Regions from separate parts of the Mus musculus genome. Here region 1 is linked to region 2. The links are chromatin loops, found by intact Hi-C in ENCODE. Cell type or tissue: left cerebral cortex. All regions are shown on one strand.

The links. Peaks named below come from ENCODE experiments on the same cell type or tissue, not always from the same donor. Only the 100,000 strongest peaks of a DNase experiment are listed, where the experiment ranks them.
Region 1: a loop joins it to region 2, with 9 times the contacts of the local background. A loop is called at or near these places in 2 of 42 quality-filtered maps.

What each region holds. Positions count from the first base shown.
Region 1 is chr9:29,747,246-29,755,245 of GRCm38, forward strand. It overlaps a transcript of Ntm not described here. Among named protein-coding and RNA genes, the nearest start is that of Gm15521, 120 kb to the left of the region's middle. In left cerebral cortex, a CTCF peak has its summit at 4,327 (motif pointing right); DNase peaks (open chromatin) are centred at 2,835, 3,304, 3,490, 4,307 and 1 more place; H3K4me3 peaks cover 910 bases; H3K27ac peaks cover 1,398 bases.
Region 2 is chr9:29,957,852-29,965,851 of GRCm38, forward strand. It overlaps a transcript of Ntm not described here. Among named protein-coding and RNA genes, the nearest start is that of Gm15521, 330 kb to the left of the region's middle. In left cerebral cortex, a CTCF peak has its summit at 2,217; DNase peaks (open chromatin) are centred at 2,161, 2,703, 3,031, 3,468 and 5 more places; H3K4me3 peaks cover 3,942 bases; H3K27ac peaks cover 4,315 bases.

The DNA.
Region 1 (8,000 bases), 210 kb before region 2:
TCTGTGGCTCTGACACATAATCTGATATGAGGCAGCACGACTGAGGGGAGGGCTCAGTTTGGTTTACAATTCCAGGTTCCAGCCCCACATGTCGGGGAAGCCAAGGCAGAAACTTCAGCAGCTACACAGTCTATCCAGAGTCTACAACAGAAAGAGACAAATGGACCCTTGCTTGCTCAAAGATAGTTTTCTTTACTCATGCAGCACAGTCAGTGTCTATCCCACAAAATGGTACCACATTCAGGGAGGGTCTTCCACCCCACCTCAATGGAGACAACCCCACACAGGTGTGCTCACAGGTAATTTTCTATACAAGTTTCCTTCCCAGGTAATCCTAGGTTGCAGCAAGTTGACATTTAAAACTTAGGCATAATAGATGTCAGTGCAGAAGAATGTGGTTAAAATGCAAACTTTGAAGTAGTTATGTAAAGTTAGAAAGTGTATTTAGTTGTCCTGTTTGTAAAATCGTGGTAGTAATAGAATTTTCTCATGGGAGGAAGCTGAGGATGGCAATAATGTAGTTAATGTAAGCCAAGGAAAAATGCAGACATAGCTATCTCTGCAGCAGGTCTCTCTCTGGAACACTTCAGCCACAGCCAGCCAGCTCTGCAGCAGGCCCTTCTCTGGATCACTGAAGCCATAGACAGCCAGCTCTGGAGTAGGCCCCTCTCTGGAACACTGCAGCCATAGTCAGCTAGCTCTGCAGCAGGCCCCTCTCTGGAACACTGCAGGTGAAAGGGTTTTGCAGTCAAAGCATATCTTGGTGATTGGGCCCAAGGAATGACAAAATCACACCAAACAACAGACTTCTTGCAAGAGATTTATTGGGGAAGTGGGATGCAAAAAGGCTGCCTCTGAGCAGGGATAGAAGCATCAGCAGACCAGGTCGTGATGGCAGGTTTTATAGGGGGTAGAACATGGGAATAAGGAAAATACTCGACAATGGTGAAGGTGGAAACATGTCAGATTGGCACTTAGTGACGTGTATGGTCTTCAATGAGTTCAATGGTGTTGAGTCGTTGAAGACTGGGAGGAACCTGGTTCTGGAATGTGGGCAGGGAACTTTTAGTGGTTTTCATTATGTACAATAGCAGAAAGAGCCAGCCAGCACTGTGAAAGGTACTGCTCATTTCTTTGTACTTCTGTTGTCTCCATTGCTTCTAATTGATCATTTGCTTATTTTTAAGACACTTCAATTACTTTGATGAGTTAGTTCATTTCCAGAGCCCTCTCTCACGAACTGAAGTTGGGCTATGTCGGACGTAGCCAGTGTGAAAATAGTGACGTAGATTCTTCCTTCCAGAGACTTAAAAATATTTTGAAAGGAGTCTCTTGGTGCTAAGCAGCTGTTGTAGGTTTTCTCTTTGAGATTCCATAGTCTTTTTCTTTAATACAATATGAGAATTGGATAGAAGGTGGCAGGGGTTGTGTGTTCACTGCCTTCTTGATCTATTTCTGTGCAACCAATACCTCAACTCAAAACAGGACACTGTTACTTAGCATCTTCTGGAGCCAGAAGTCTGGGACAGCCTCTCAGGGCACTTCTGGCTTAAGCTTTCTGAGGAGTTACAGCAATGTTTTGGTCAGGACTGTGGTCTTGTCTGAGGGCTCAGCTAGAAGGGAGGAGATGTGTTCCAGCTGGCTCATGTGACTGGTGGCAGGTGTTTGTCTCTCATCATCTCTAAAGAATGCTGCACCACCTGCAACTGGTTTCATCCACCGTGAGCAAGGTGAGGGAGAGTGAGAAATCTTGCCTAAGATGAGAGCTATTATCTACTTCTACCTTCGTCATGGTACTCGAACCCCACTGCTCTTCCATGTTCTGTTTAATAAATAGAAGATTCTGGAAAGCAGTCTCTCCTTACATGGCACATTCTACAAAGGCTGATTAAAGAATTAGAATGTCAATGGTTACGGGGAGGTTGGAATGACGAAGGCATTGCATCTGCTTAAAAAGTGTCTTGGACTATCTTTAGCCCTCTAAGGAGCCCACATTTATAACTGACCTAACATTTCAGTGACTATCACCTGAGGCCTTTCAAATGCATTAACTTAGCATTCAACTACATCCCACCAACCCGAGAGCTAAGAACTTTATTATATACCATCAAGAACTATGGCAGCGCTTTCTCTGCTTTGCTGCAACCTATGACCACCAATGTAGTTTTTAAAAGTGTCTTGATTTGTGGCTGTCTTTGTTCTTTGGTTTTGCAGCAAGGAAATTTATTGAAACTGTTGCCATGCCAAAACATCGAATTTTGAGTACCCCTGAATCTGTGTTTTGGGGCTATTTGGCTCTATAATAAACTACCTCTTTCAGATGAGAACTGTTTTTGCTGTTTTTACGCTATCAGTTATAATTGAGCCAATAAACATACTACCTGCTTATTGGGAGGGGGTTAGGATGTGATTATCCTTAGGGTCAGGGGGAGGTTCTTAAGAGCTCTCCTAAGATATCCTGGTGAACATCTGCCAATCACCTATACCAATGATGACCCCTAAGTTCCCCCAAATTCCTGTGAGAAAATATAATCTCTTTGAACATTAAAGACAGGTTACCAGTCAGTAACAGGCAAGGTTAGGTTCCCTAAGAGTTTGTGAGCTTGCTCCACAGACTCTTTGGGAAGTCAAATTACTGAAGATAGGGTCTGGTACATCATAAGAGAAAAGGAAAGACGGTAAGAAAAAAAATATAAAGAAATGGATACGATCTGAGGGCAAGGTGGGAAGGAGACAGGTGCAGGAGACAAACACAGACCGAAGCTGAGTCCAGAAACACTAGGGCTGTCTACCAGCTACAGTAGTCTAGAGGGGGTAAGCACTGCATAAGATTCTCTTGGAGTTTTACTGGCACAGCCTAGCTGGAAAGAGAAAGGAGGGTGTGGAGCATAGCTTTCTAGATCTACCTGGACTTTGAGCATCAGAAATTCTTCAGGGAATGGGACACTGACAACAGCGGCCAATGTCTAGCCAGGCGAAATGGTGGGGGTATTTTGGACGTCTTCTGAGGGCCAAGAGAAGAGGTTTGGGGTCTGCTGAAAGGGTCCTCCATCTTCGCCTTTTTTTCCTTCGGCTATTCAACCGCCAAGAGGGTCTCTGGAGCCCCTCCGGATGCAAACTTCCCCCCAGGCAGCCTGTGGAAGTAGTCCATCACAGCCAGCCTCCAGCGTGGTTCCCCAGCCTGGCCAGCTGGCAGGAAGGCTGCCGAGGCAGCAGATCTGGCGAGAGACTCCTCAATCACATTTACATGTACGTGGTGCAAAAAGGGAAAGATAGGGGGGAAGGGAAGCCCTCCGGAATCCAAAAGGAAAGTCAGTAAGTACTCCACAATAAAAAAAAAAAGAAGAGAGTCAGCCACCAGCTTGATTTGTCTCGGATGTTCTCAAATCGCTGTCCTTAAAAGCTCTGCTTCCCCATCTTCCTTCTCCTCCCGTCATCCAATGCCTGAAGAAAGTCTCTAATTTTGCTTTAATTTGTGCCTTGGTTGCAAGAATAAAACAGAGCGTCACTGAAGCTCCGGCCCCTCCCCCTTGGCACTCTGCAGCTGCACTTCCTCAATGGCCCGATGCCGCCTTTCTCTCCCACCACTCCAGGTTCTTTGCCGAAGGAACCAAGCACCAGGCTTAGGGCGGCTTCCAAACAGACAGGCATCCAACGGTTGCCTTTACCCCTGTGAGCCCCTCAAGCTTCTCAGGAATGGGGGTGCAGATTCTGGTTAAGGGAAGAGCAGAGTGCAAGGGCCTGTTATGGTGTGGATACTGGAATCTCTCAAAACGTCAGTTAATCTTGGGCATCTTGCCAGGAATCGCGTGGAAGGAGATAGTAACAAATTTGGGTGTTTACATCATTTTTCAAGTAAAAGAATAAACACAGGCAGCCTCCTTATTTTCTTACACTTAAATCCTTTTGGAGTATCTGATGACATTGTTTCTCTGTTGGTTCCCAGGTCTCAAGAGTTTTGGTTTTCAAATACAGCCCTGGCTTGAACCAGAGGTGCCCTCAGGCAGAACCCTCCCTTCCAACCCTCAGGGAGGCTAATTTACTTCCCTTTTAGTAGCTTCCATTCTTGTCTCTACCAAGAAGGAGCACTGAAAAGCACTTCTAATTAATCTTTGTAGATTGCTATGCGATCCTGGGGGCTAAAGGCAGAGTATTATTAGAAAGTGCTGGCTGGGTGGGTAGCGGTCATAAAAAAACTAGGTGCTGACCAGATCACTTTTCAAGACATCACAGGTATTGGGAATGGTTGCAAGTGGTTTTATGTGATTGGCTGCTTCATAAGTCCTCAAGAAAATCATAGGGCAGCCACCTGGAGACATGAGCTCCACTTCTCTCCAGCAGGTGTCAGCACAAAGGATTTGTAGCCAGTTAAGCCTTGGCCTTTTTACTTCCACTAACCCCAGTGTACAATAGCCTGCCCTCACCCCCAGCTTTGCTTCCTGAAGCTTTACCTCTTGTGGCTTGTCATCACCACCATCACAAGAAAGTGAGGGTGTTAGCTTTTCAGCTAGTCACATCTGCACAGGCACATACAAGAAACCATATTCACATACTTTCCACTCCAGGATGACAGGGGTTTTAGTGTCTCTTAAAAGATTTATTTCATCGTAATCATGATGTCTGAATGTAGGGATGTGCACATGAGTGCAGGTTCCAGCAGAAGGAAGAAGAAAATAACCAGTGCCCTAGAGCTGGAGTTACAGGTGCCTGGGAACAGGGCTGCTGAGAACAGAATTGAGGCCCCGTGCAAAAGCAACAAATACTCTCACCCACTGAGCCATTGCTCCAGCTTTGTGTATATCATTGTATTGTACTGTTAGTTACTGTTAATCTCATACTATGACACATATGTCAGTTAAACTTCACAGATATGTATCCATAACCAAAACCCAGTCTGAAGAGGTTTTAACACTACTTGCTATTTCAGGCATCCCGTGAGGATGAAGGACGATAGCCTCTTGGAAAGGTACCTGGCCTGTGTGGTTTGAGCTCTGATAGAGCATCATCCACCATGGTACTTTTCTGGATCTAAGAAAACTAATCACTTGTGACTAAAATGAGCCCCCACAGCAAGGGGCATCTACATTGTTAGAAAGATGTGCACATAGTAGGTGCTCATATCACATATCCTAGTTGGAGACTTTAGGGACAAAGGAGTAATTGATTCTAGAGTGGAGATGAAAGACTTCACAGGGTTTGTCTATGGAGAACCACAGGGCAGAAACAACCCTTATGCAATTTAGGATAAATGGCTTGTTACTTAGTTCTGAGCCCATGCAAGGATTCAGCAAGTTTCTGCCTGGAAAATGTTCTGTGATGCGAAGGCACTGCTTCCTCTCTTTTTGAGTCTCCATCTGGGTTTAGCAGATATGAATTTACACTTCCTAGGCCACTTGGTCTGGTAACTAATTAAAATTTTTTTAAAAAATGTTCTTTGATCTGTGGAAGGCCGTGAGTCTGAAAGGACGGACAACGCACTTCCCCGATTTGTGCAATCACTAGGGTTCTTTTTCTGGAGGCGTATGAAAAATAGCAGGTGAGGGCAGTATATTGTCTTGTGTTAACACAGTGCTAACAGATATTTTGCCTTAATACAGCATGAAAAAGATACCTTAGATTTACTGTTTTAATATCTATTTGCTACAAGGATTTTACAATTAGATAATGGGACATCTGTGTGATGTATTAGGGAATATAAGGTGCTGAGTTACCGCTAAGGGGCTTGAAACTTCTCTGAAACTATTTAAATTCTAGGTACAGAGAGATGAGACAGACTTCTCTTCTTCCCAGGGCCAGCAGGATGGCATTCCGCATAGGAGTCCTAATCCAATTGGAAAACCCAAGAACATAATCCCTTCTGTTGGAACTAAGGGCTCAGAGACCAGCTTCGAATATAACTTCCCAGGCACTGTGGAAACAGGTTAGTGATGCACTGGATCATCAAAGGGAGCAAGGCAGACTGGACTCCACATGTAAAGGGGAGGCACTGACATCAACCTATCCAGCTCCATTTGGAGCCATTGTCCCTAAGGAAACTATCCTACTGAATTTCCTTAAGATCCTGGTTAAAAGGAACTCTCAGACAGCATAATAAAACCTGGGAAAGGAGAGAGTTGAAGATCATGACGTGTCACACACACACACACACACACACACACACACACACAGAGAGAGAGAGAGAGAGAGAGAGAGAGAGAGAGAGAGAGAGAGAAGCTTAACTCTAATGTTATGTGCATTACCCCCGGACTCATTAAGTCAGAGAAGAGGTTATCTTCTAGTAGATAAGGGGAATGTACCAATGATAATTATAAATACACACTGTGGTCAAAGATTGTGACAGCTAATTTTGGCTGTCAATTTGACACACCTAAGGAATTGACTCTGTCAGATTGTCAGTGGCCATGTCTGTGGTGCATTTTTGCTAATTATCAGTTGATATAGGACAGCCCAGCCCACTATGGGTAGTGCTATCCCTAGGCCTGTGGGCAGGGACTGGGTAAAAATAGTAACTGAACAAGCGAAAGCAATCAAGCTAGTAAGCAATGCTTTGTCACTGTCTTTGCCTCAATTCCTGTCTCCAGGTTCTTGCTTGAGCTCCTCCCTGTCTTCCCTCTTAAGGATGGACTACAACCTGTAAACTGAAATAAAGTCTTCCCTCCACAAGTTGGTTTGGATCAGTTTGTTATAACAGCAAGAGGCAGCAAACCAGGACAGAGATGGATTACATATGTGACGGTGGTATCAGAAGATTGTTGGCCTCCTGGGGTCTTAGCCACCTTAGTTTGCATGGTTCCATTATGATGTCTACACACTAGAAATCACCTAAGACACTGTGCTCAGAAGGCCTCCATGAGGTCAAACAGGGGCTGACGGTAATGTCATGGATAAATCACAGAGCATGAACTATGTAGCTGAGAGGCTCCATCCTAAGCATCCTAAGTGCTTTGAGATCATTCACCATTGGTCAATCATTGAGTAAAAAATTATATATATATATATATATATATATATATATATATATATATATATCATATATATAATCATATATATATATGATTCCTATGCTCAAACGAGACAGGATTATCCAGAATAAAAAAAAATAACAAAGCAGAACAGAACAAAGCAAAAGACAAACAAACAAACAAAAAACAAAAACCTAATAGGTACAATTTAAAATTCAGGCAAGTGCAAGGCTTAACTATGAAGTTAACTTTAGCACTATCTTCCTTAAATTTAGAAGTGCTACTGCTAGATTCTATAAAAATCTGAGGGGTTCATTTACATATAGTTAGCATTCTGGAGGCAGAGACCAATGAGAAGTGAGGAGAGCTAGACACTTTCTGCCATGTTTCTCACTTCCTGCAGGGTGCCAGTCAGTGTCCATTCTTGTCCATAGTTCCCTTTGCAAGGCTATTAGTGTTGTTCATTTAGAAAAGATCTCAGAGTAGAGAACACAGGCAGGGGTGTGGCTTTAGAAGTAGTCAAGCTGCTTCACTGTGGGGCTGAGTTACAGGGCTTACCCTTTGCTGCAATAGGTTCTTTGGGAGTTAGAGAGGGTTGGGACCTCTCACTCACCTCCATTTGCACAGTGACAGATCACAGTCTCTTGGCCGCACTTCCAAGGAGATGCAACTCAGCTCCCAGAGGGAGATTTTGAAATCCCCAGTATGAAAGGCCTCCACAGAACAGCATCAGTATGTTTTCCTTTGAGACAGAGAGCATGCCTGGGGGCTTAGGGTGTTTAGGGGAAACAGCTTATCCAGAGAATAAGCAGGGAAAGTAAGGACCTGGTTGGGGCTTTGGATGAAGTGTAGGCTTGGAAGCATCCCTTGGGTACCTAACAGGAAAGAAGGCTTATAGTGGCCACTTTTTGGGACTGGCTCCAGCAAAATGGAGTCTCTAGTGCTAAGTACCACAGAATCAAGCTGAAGTAGAAATTGGGTCACTTTTTCAAAAAGAAAGAAAGAAAGAAAGAAAGAAAGAAAGAAAGAAAGAAAGAA
Region 2 (8,000 bases):
ACATGTTTGGAGTGTTACAAGCATTAATGAGTCCTTACAACACCCAGGGGAGTCACTCCCCGGCCTGTCAGGCAGGTGGGGAGACAGGCTCTTGGAGGGAAATATTTATTTTCCCTCTAGAGAACACAGAAAAGAATTGAGCCCAGAGATGCTCAGGTTCCCAACTGAGCTGGACTCAGGTCCCTAGAGATGGCTTGACACCTGGAGTTGAGGTATTTGAAGTATGTAAGGCCTCTGATGTCACTGGTTTGTGAGCAGGAGGCCAAGGACTCTCAACAACAACAAAATGCTTGGCAGAGAGTCAAATCCCAGACTTGCCAGTCTTGTCCAGAGGGTGTTTTTACCAGGAGGGGTCATCAAGAATACTACAAATCTTTCTAGGGCATGCTTCCTGGATGTGACAGAATCATGCAGGCAGTGCAGACTCACAAGTTCTGTAGCTTCTTGGGATATTGTATACTCATTTCAGTCCATGAGATAACCTAGTCAGTCCATGAGATAACCTAGTCAGTCCATGAGATAACCTAGTCAGTCCATGAGATAACCTAGTCAGTCCATGAGATAACCTAGTCAGTCCATGAGATACCCTAGTCAGTCCATGAGATAACCTAGTCAGTCCATGAGATACCCTAGTCAGTCCATGAGATAACCTAGTCAGTCCATGAGATACCCTAGTCAGTCCATGAGATACCCTAGTCAGTCCATGAGATAACCTAGTCAGTCCATGAGATACCCTAGTCAGTCCATGAGATACCCTAGTCAGTCCATGAGATACCCTAGTCAGTCCATGAGATACCCTAGTCAGTCCATGAGATAACCTAGTCAGTCCATGAGATACCCTAGTCAGTCCATGAGATACCCTAGTCAGTCCATGAGATAACCTAGTCAGTCCATGAGATACCCTAGTCAGTCCATGAGATAACCTAGTTTGTCTGGCCCATCTATGACACTCAGCCAGAGACAATATTAGTCATTGTCCCCTAATTCTGCAGATATGTATGTATGGGCAAAGAGATCCCAGTGAATTACTAGAAAGAAATCTGAATTGGCATTTCCCTCCTTTTCCAGGAGCCTAGAAAGTTTTGCTGTTGTTGTTGTTGTTGTTGTTGTTGTTGTTGTTGTTATTGCTGTTTTTTTTTTTCCCCTAAGACAGTGTTTCTCTGTGTAGCCCTGGCTGTCCTGGAACTCTCTGTATAGACCAGGCAGGCCTCGAACTCACAGAGAGCCGCCTGTCTCTGCCTCCCTAGTGCTAAGATTAAAGACTTGGATGACCATGCCCAATTCAGATAGGTACTTTATAGTGACTTTCTTGGACCACTTAAAAGGAACCTGTGCTGAAGGGGAAACTTTCCCCAAAAGAAGAGAAGCCAGGGCACTAGTCATTAGCATCATGACTAACAAAAGGGATTCTTATATTTCTAGTTTACTTTAAGGGAAAAATAGTCAGTAGCAGAACCAGGTTGCACCTGCTAACTCTGAAACTGTAAGCTGCAGTTCCAAGAGTGTCTTTCGTTCATCTTCAAGGCCTGTTGCTCCTGCCTGGTGCTGCTTGGCTGCCTGACATTGCTGAGCTCAGAGGATCAGCACTTTGTGTAGTGCAGTCTCTAGCAGGAAGAGTGGATGGAAACTGTCTCGATAGCATTCTACACCTTAGATCATGATGAACCCCATGTAGGCAGCTCCAAGCATTGCAGCCATGATCCTTTTTGAGGGGTTCTTCTCTTGTCCATACCCTTCTGGTCATGTTTCCAAGTATGCACAATTCCCTCAGCAGGCCTTAGGCCTCATCACCTGGAATTGATTATTACATGTTGCCCATGAGGACTATTTGGTCTCATCCACCTTATTCCCATCTCAGAACTACCCAGCTTGGATGCTGAGGCAAGCCACAAGCTTACTGTGAGTGCACACAAGGGAGTTAGGTGATCTGCATGGTGCCCGTGACCCCAGCTGCAAGCTAAGGACAGTGGGAAGTGAGTCTCGCTTCTCCCATCAATTCTGAATTTCCAACAAGGAGGTGCCTTGATGTGGGATCTGAGAGGAGGAGAATTGGGAGGGTTGGGAAAGAAAATAACCTCACGAATGGAAAGGTGTTGGATGGAGCCACGATCTCCGAAAAGAGGGATGCTTGGTTTCTAGAAAGAGAAAATCTGCAGTGCACCCAGCCATTGGCTTTCAGAACCTCTGCTGGCAGAAGGTGGGCAGTGTGCTGGGAAGGAAAGTGCCCAACCCTGCTCCCTCACTCCAGTCTCCAGAAAGAGCCTCCTCTAGTTAACCTACCCTGGTGCTTCTCAGGGCAGACCCCAGGGAGCTAATCAATGCCTCCCCTGCCTCCCAGACCTGTCACAGGAATCATTTTGAATCCCCTAACCGCCCCCCCTCCCTAAACTGCATCTCTGTTGCTACTGGGTTGGGGGGAAGGAAATGGATCAGGGAGGGTGTCCCTAACCTGCCACTAGAGCCATACACCTTTCCAAGAGGCAAGAAACCCAGAAGTAGCAGCCGTGGGAAGAGTCAGCTTAAAACAAAAACAGAGGAGGAGAAAAAATTGCCTTGGAATGTGCGCTGCATTCTAACTAGTCCCGCTGGGTCAATGCAATAGGGGTGGATTATTGCAGGCAAGACCTGGGCTGCCTCAGTAATTCTGTAAGTTTGATAAGAGATAGCTGGCAGCCTCTGCTTCCTTCCCTGAAAGTAAAACAGACATCACCTTTGCCATGTCCCACTGGCATGTGGTATGGGGTCTCTAGGGGTCACACTGTCTTAAAATTGAGCAGCCTTGGAAGCCTATTTAGAAGTCCCTGGTTGCAGCCAGCACAAATAAAGCTATCATTCTCCTTGGGAAATTCAAAATTTAGTAGAAGGGGACCAGATCTGAGATATGCCTCTCCTCGTCCCTCCTCCGCCCCCAGGATGTGAGCAAGACTATAAAAATCATACTTCACCTGGGGAAATTGGTTTCTTTCTACTTCTCTATTTGGGGCTATTTGAAGTACAAGCAAATATTATGCTTCTCTGCATTTATTTCTAATGAAAAGTTATGCTAATTTATATGTAAATTCTGTTTGGCCCTGGGGCTCCTGGGGTATAGCCAATGGGGCTGCTGATGGTGGGATTTGGCAGTTGTCTCCAGGTTGATGTTAGAAGCAGAAGAGAGGCTCTCAAGACAGGTGACAGTTATCGAAGACATGGGTCTCCCTCCCCTATTCTCTGACACCTTACCCCATGCCTTGACGAGTTAGTTTTCATTTCTGCTGTCAGAAGGCAAGGACATATTTCCCTGGGGGCGGGGGGGGGGGGCACTGGCCTTGAACTCAGTTTCCCTACTGCCAGTATTAGGGCTGTAGACTCAGTTTGTGTAATGCAAGGTGCCAGGAATAAGCAGAGTACACTCATATATATACACACACACATACACACATACATAGACACTGATCCTGCTCCATATTACGTAAGAGGAGTCAAGAGAAGATGACTCTAGTCTCCTTGTACCTCTACATCCCAATGCCCAAGGCACAAGATGGAAAGCTCAAAGGTTGAGCCCCTGAGGTTCAGCGTGACAGTTTCATGGGTATTCCTGCATGATCCTCCACCCTGGACCTCCATATCATGGGCTAATTCTGCCCTTCTCCCTTCTTTTCCTTGCTAAGCCACAGCCAAGATGCACACCATTTGCATCTGATTCTTCTTCCAGCCTGGTCCCTCTGACCACCTCATAGAGATCTGTAGAGGACAGGGCCCATCACTCAGAAGGGGTCAGAGCTTAGGATTCTCAGCAAGATCATAAGAACTCTGTACTGTACTGGGAGCGGAGGAGGCAGCCCTGGGACTGTCATCTCTTCTCACTCTGCCAGACAGAACTTTCCTCTGGGAATGCAACTGCATTGGATGGAGAGCCTTGCCTCCCCTCCTCCCTGCCTCAGGCTCCAAGCCCCTTGGAGAACCTTGCAGGACCAAGCCTGTCAAAGTTTCTCAGCTTGTCTCAGTCTCTGAGTTTCAACATCTTTAATAGTGAAGGGGTAACCTAGATCCCCCAACGATGGAGGGAAGGTAAGCTGCCTAGCTGCTAATTCCGTGGCTAGGATGAAGTCACAATGGGAGGACTGACACAGGGTTAGGGACCACATAGTGCAGTAAATGGACTCAAGGTGGAAGCAGATTCCCAAATGCACCTGAAATGAGCAGAGCGAACACTGTAGAGACCTGGTCAGAGAGCAAGCCAGCCTCAGCAACTGCAGCCTGGCTTAGCTGCTGCCGCTGCCAATAAGTAGACCGAAAATTAGCATTCGCCTCTTAGTGCCTCTGTCCTTTCAACTTAGAAAGGCTTTCCTGAATTCCGGAGCCCACCGCAGCCCGCCGCCACTGCTTACACAGCCCTTTATCTGCTCGAAACGCCCACCCCGTCCCAGCCCCGCCACAAACACACCCCCAAACAGATTCAAAACTAACAGTTTTTCAGGCTCCCGAGAAAGGATTTATTCTCCAAAGCCAGACCGCTGGCCAGCACCTTCCAGGAGGAACCCGATTATTTCCATCCTGCGTTTCCACCCGCTTTGCTCCTTTTGCAAGTTCACTGGCCAATATTTAAAGTTTCCTCCTGTAATTTCTCCCCAGTCGCATAAGCAGCACATTCGCAACCCGGCTGCCCTCCCCATCTGCGCCGATCCCCTGCGTACATGTGTGCTGGGCTGTGTAAGTGTGAAGGATGTGCATGAAGCTAGGGAGCCACTGCACAGCCACGGACCCAAGGGGAGCAGCAGAGACACGTTTTACTTATGCACATACAGTCCCCCATTCCGGTAGCAGCCAGAATCAAATCAATATTCTCACAGCCTGGTCGGGAGAATGAAGTCCCAGCCATGCTGGTTAAAACGTTCGTTCGCGCTTCCACCTGCAAACCGCGCAGCGGAGCCGACCCGGGGAGCCTGCAAATGCTTGCAGCACTGGGTACCATTCCCGAGGCTGCTGTAGGCAAATGAAAAGCCAGTCTTACCTTGGAAGAGGCACAGAGCCGCCAGCCCCGTGAAGATTGCCCACGAGATAGAATTGTGCATTTTTGCCTGGATGGTTTTCATATTTTTTCTTCTTTTTCTTCTTTTTTGTCAGGATCGGTTTTTTTTTCTTCCTCTGTCTCTCTTTCTTTTTTCCTCCTGATAGATTGTGTTGCTCTCAAGCTAGTCCGAGGAGATTTAAATCCACTGTTTTGCTGAAGGACACAACAAGGAAGCCGAGGGCGAGAGAGAGTCTGACTTCTCCGTAATTATCTCCACTCATACTCTGGCACTGAGGCACATTGTACAATCTGGCCCTGGACAGCCCTCCTACAAGCTGCAATCATTGGTTCTAATCCAAGGATTGACAGAGCTACAACACGCGCGCGCAGGGGCACACACACACACACACACACACACACACACACACACACACACACTCAGGAATCATTTGCTGGGCAAATCAAGCTGATTAAAGAGACAGGAGCCTGGAGAGATGGAATGATAAATGCCACTTTGCCCCTTGTATATTACTTTCATTTTTTAAACTGACAGTCAGCAGAGCCCCGAGCCTCCAAAAATCTCCTTCCCCTAGTGTTTCCCGGCCCCCTGAACTTAGACACACTTTGCAGTGGAAAAATCCCATAGCCAACATGGCTTGCAGGAAATTTTAAAGGGGCATTTTCATGCTCTGTGAAACTTGCAAGAATGAGTCAAATTCTATTTGTTGGTTCTTATTTTCCCTGTGAGGGAAGTATCCTTCAGTGACAGATCTCTCCTCTCCTTCTTTTCAACCTTTCTCTGTAGTCACTTTGAAAATAATAAATAACTTTCTGTTTTCCTCTCCTGTCACTCTTCCTTCAGAGAGCCTGGAACTCTTCCATTTTTCACTCACCTTATTTTTTAAAGCCACCCATGTTAGACAATCCTAAGCCAAGTGATAAAGTATCTAGAATTTGAAAGGACAGCCCACTGTTTGATTACCAAAAACTGTCTGAGAAGGAGCATGGCTCCTGCTACATCGCCCCAGTCAACCTTCACTAAAAAGCATACTGTCAGTATCTGCGTTTTGACCTTCATCGAGACAGATTTAAGTTAGATGCACTGAAGGACCATCAGATCACCGCTTTGTGTGTTGTTATTAAATATCCTCAGAGTGTTGGGAACATTTATGTCCTTGATGATGCTTAAGAAAGAAAATCAAACAGACAGACAGACAGATAGATAGATAGATAGATAGATTAATAGATGATAGATAAACAGCTTTTTTTCAGAGTCCTAATTCTAAGGACTAGGAAGCTCAATTTTGGCTATTCCATATAGAAACAAGTTCTATATTTTGAACAAAAGAAAACCCAAGCCCCTTGCTGATGCTCACCAATTCATTTCAGCACGTATTTTAGAATTTCCTCCAGACTGCCACTGCCAATTATACTTTCTGGCGATTCCATTAGAATTGTTAACATATATTCTAGATCTCCTATAGACTAGAGCACTCGCTGCCTGTTCATATTTATGGGCACAAAGGTGAAATCAAAATGGTCCTGACACTTTGGGCCCATCCTAGAGGCTCATTCTTCTTGCTTAGTAGGTTTTGTTGAGAGCCTCCCCTGGAGGTAGGCAGCCCAAGAACCTGAGCACTGGGTCCCAAAACTCCCACAAATCCAGGCCAGAGGAAGGTCCGTTTAGCTCTCTGAGTCTTGGTCTTTGGCCTGTGGAATCAGAGAGCTGTAGATCCCATCCAGTGCCTCTTGCTATTGTATTTAAAGGCATTTCCTCTCTTTTCTTTTGCCATTCAGTCTCTACTTCACATATCCATCCAAATGCCCTTGATGTTATGAGCTTGCCAGGGCAAGCATCTTATCTTGGGTTCTTTTGTACAAGTCTCCGCATGGTGACATGTGTAATTATAGTGCTCCAGGGCAGCTGGGACAGCAGGCGACAGCAGTGCAGAATGGTCAGAAAGAGGATTCCTTTCACCTCCTCCCACTTTTTTCCAGGATGATGACAAAGAGCAGGGTCACTGAGCGCGTTCAGTGAGTGGAAAGGAAGGGACATGAACATGTGTGGGTCTCCTCAGTGGAACTGCACAAAGCCACACACTTAAGTAATTTTTACTATGTTCCCACACATGCAACAACAGTAAGAAAGTAACCGTCACAGTCAATATCCCTTGAGTCTCCTTTATGAGCCAGGAGTCAGCTTTTCTTGCATCTTCTCATTAAAGCCTTGCGGCCTATGAAGCAGTGATTCATTATTGTTCCTCTGCCCATTTTATAGATAAGGACGTTGAGGCCCAGAAAACACTTTTCCCACAACTACAGCACTCTTAAGAAATAAAGCCTGGGTTTGAATTTAGTCGTGTGTATGTTATATCAACCACAAAACTGAAATTCTACCTTAAGTTCTGCGAGGGAGTCAAATGGATAATAGATTTCTTATATCTAAACATTTTTCCTATTTTAAAGGCAGTGAAATTATAATACATGCAAGATAACAGGCATATTAGGATAGAAAATATACAAAACACCATATACTGCTTTAAGTTTTACTCAACTTGCCTGTGTCTACACCCATAATTGATCCTATCAGGCAGCACCTGGTGAGTGCTGGTTTTCTATGATCACTTTCTAAAGTTTTTGGGAGAACTTGGGAGTCATGTTATGCCTTGAGGGCACATAGAAAGAGTGGATCAAGAGCACAGGGAAGAATCCTGTAGGTAGACAATGTCATAAATTAGAACTTAGCATTAGTGGTGCAAAGAACATATCTGAGATCTTCCCTCACACTCTGCTCTGATGCAATGAGTTTCTTTTAAAAATTGAAATAAAATTAAACCTAGACCTGTACCTGATCCTAGGATATATATATATATATATATATATATATATATATATATATATATATACATATATATATACATACATACATATGCTGGGTCCATTTGGTGTCACTCACCTGTGCATATGTTTAGTGCTGACCACTGAGATTGGATAACCTAGTAGTGAG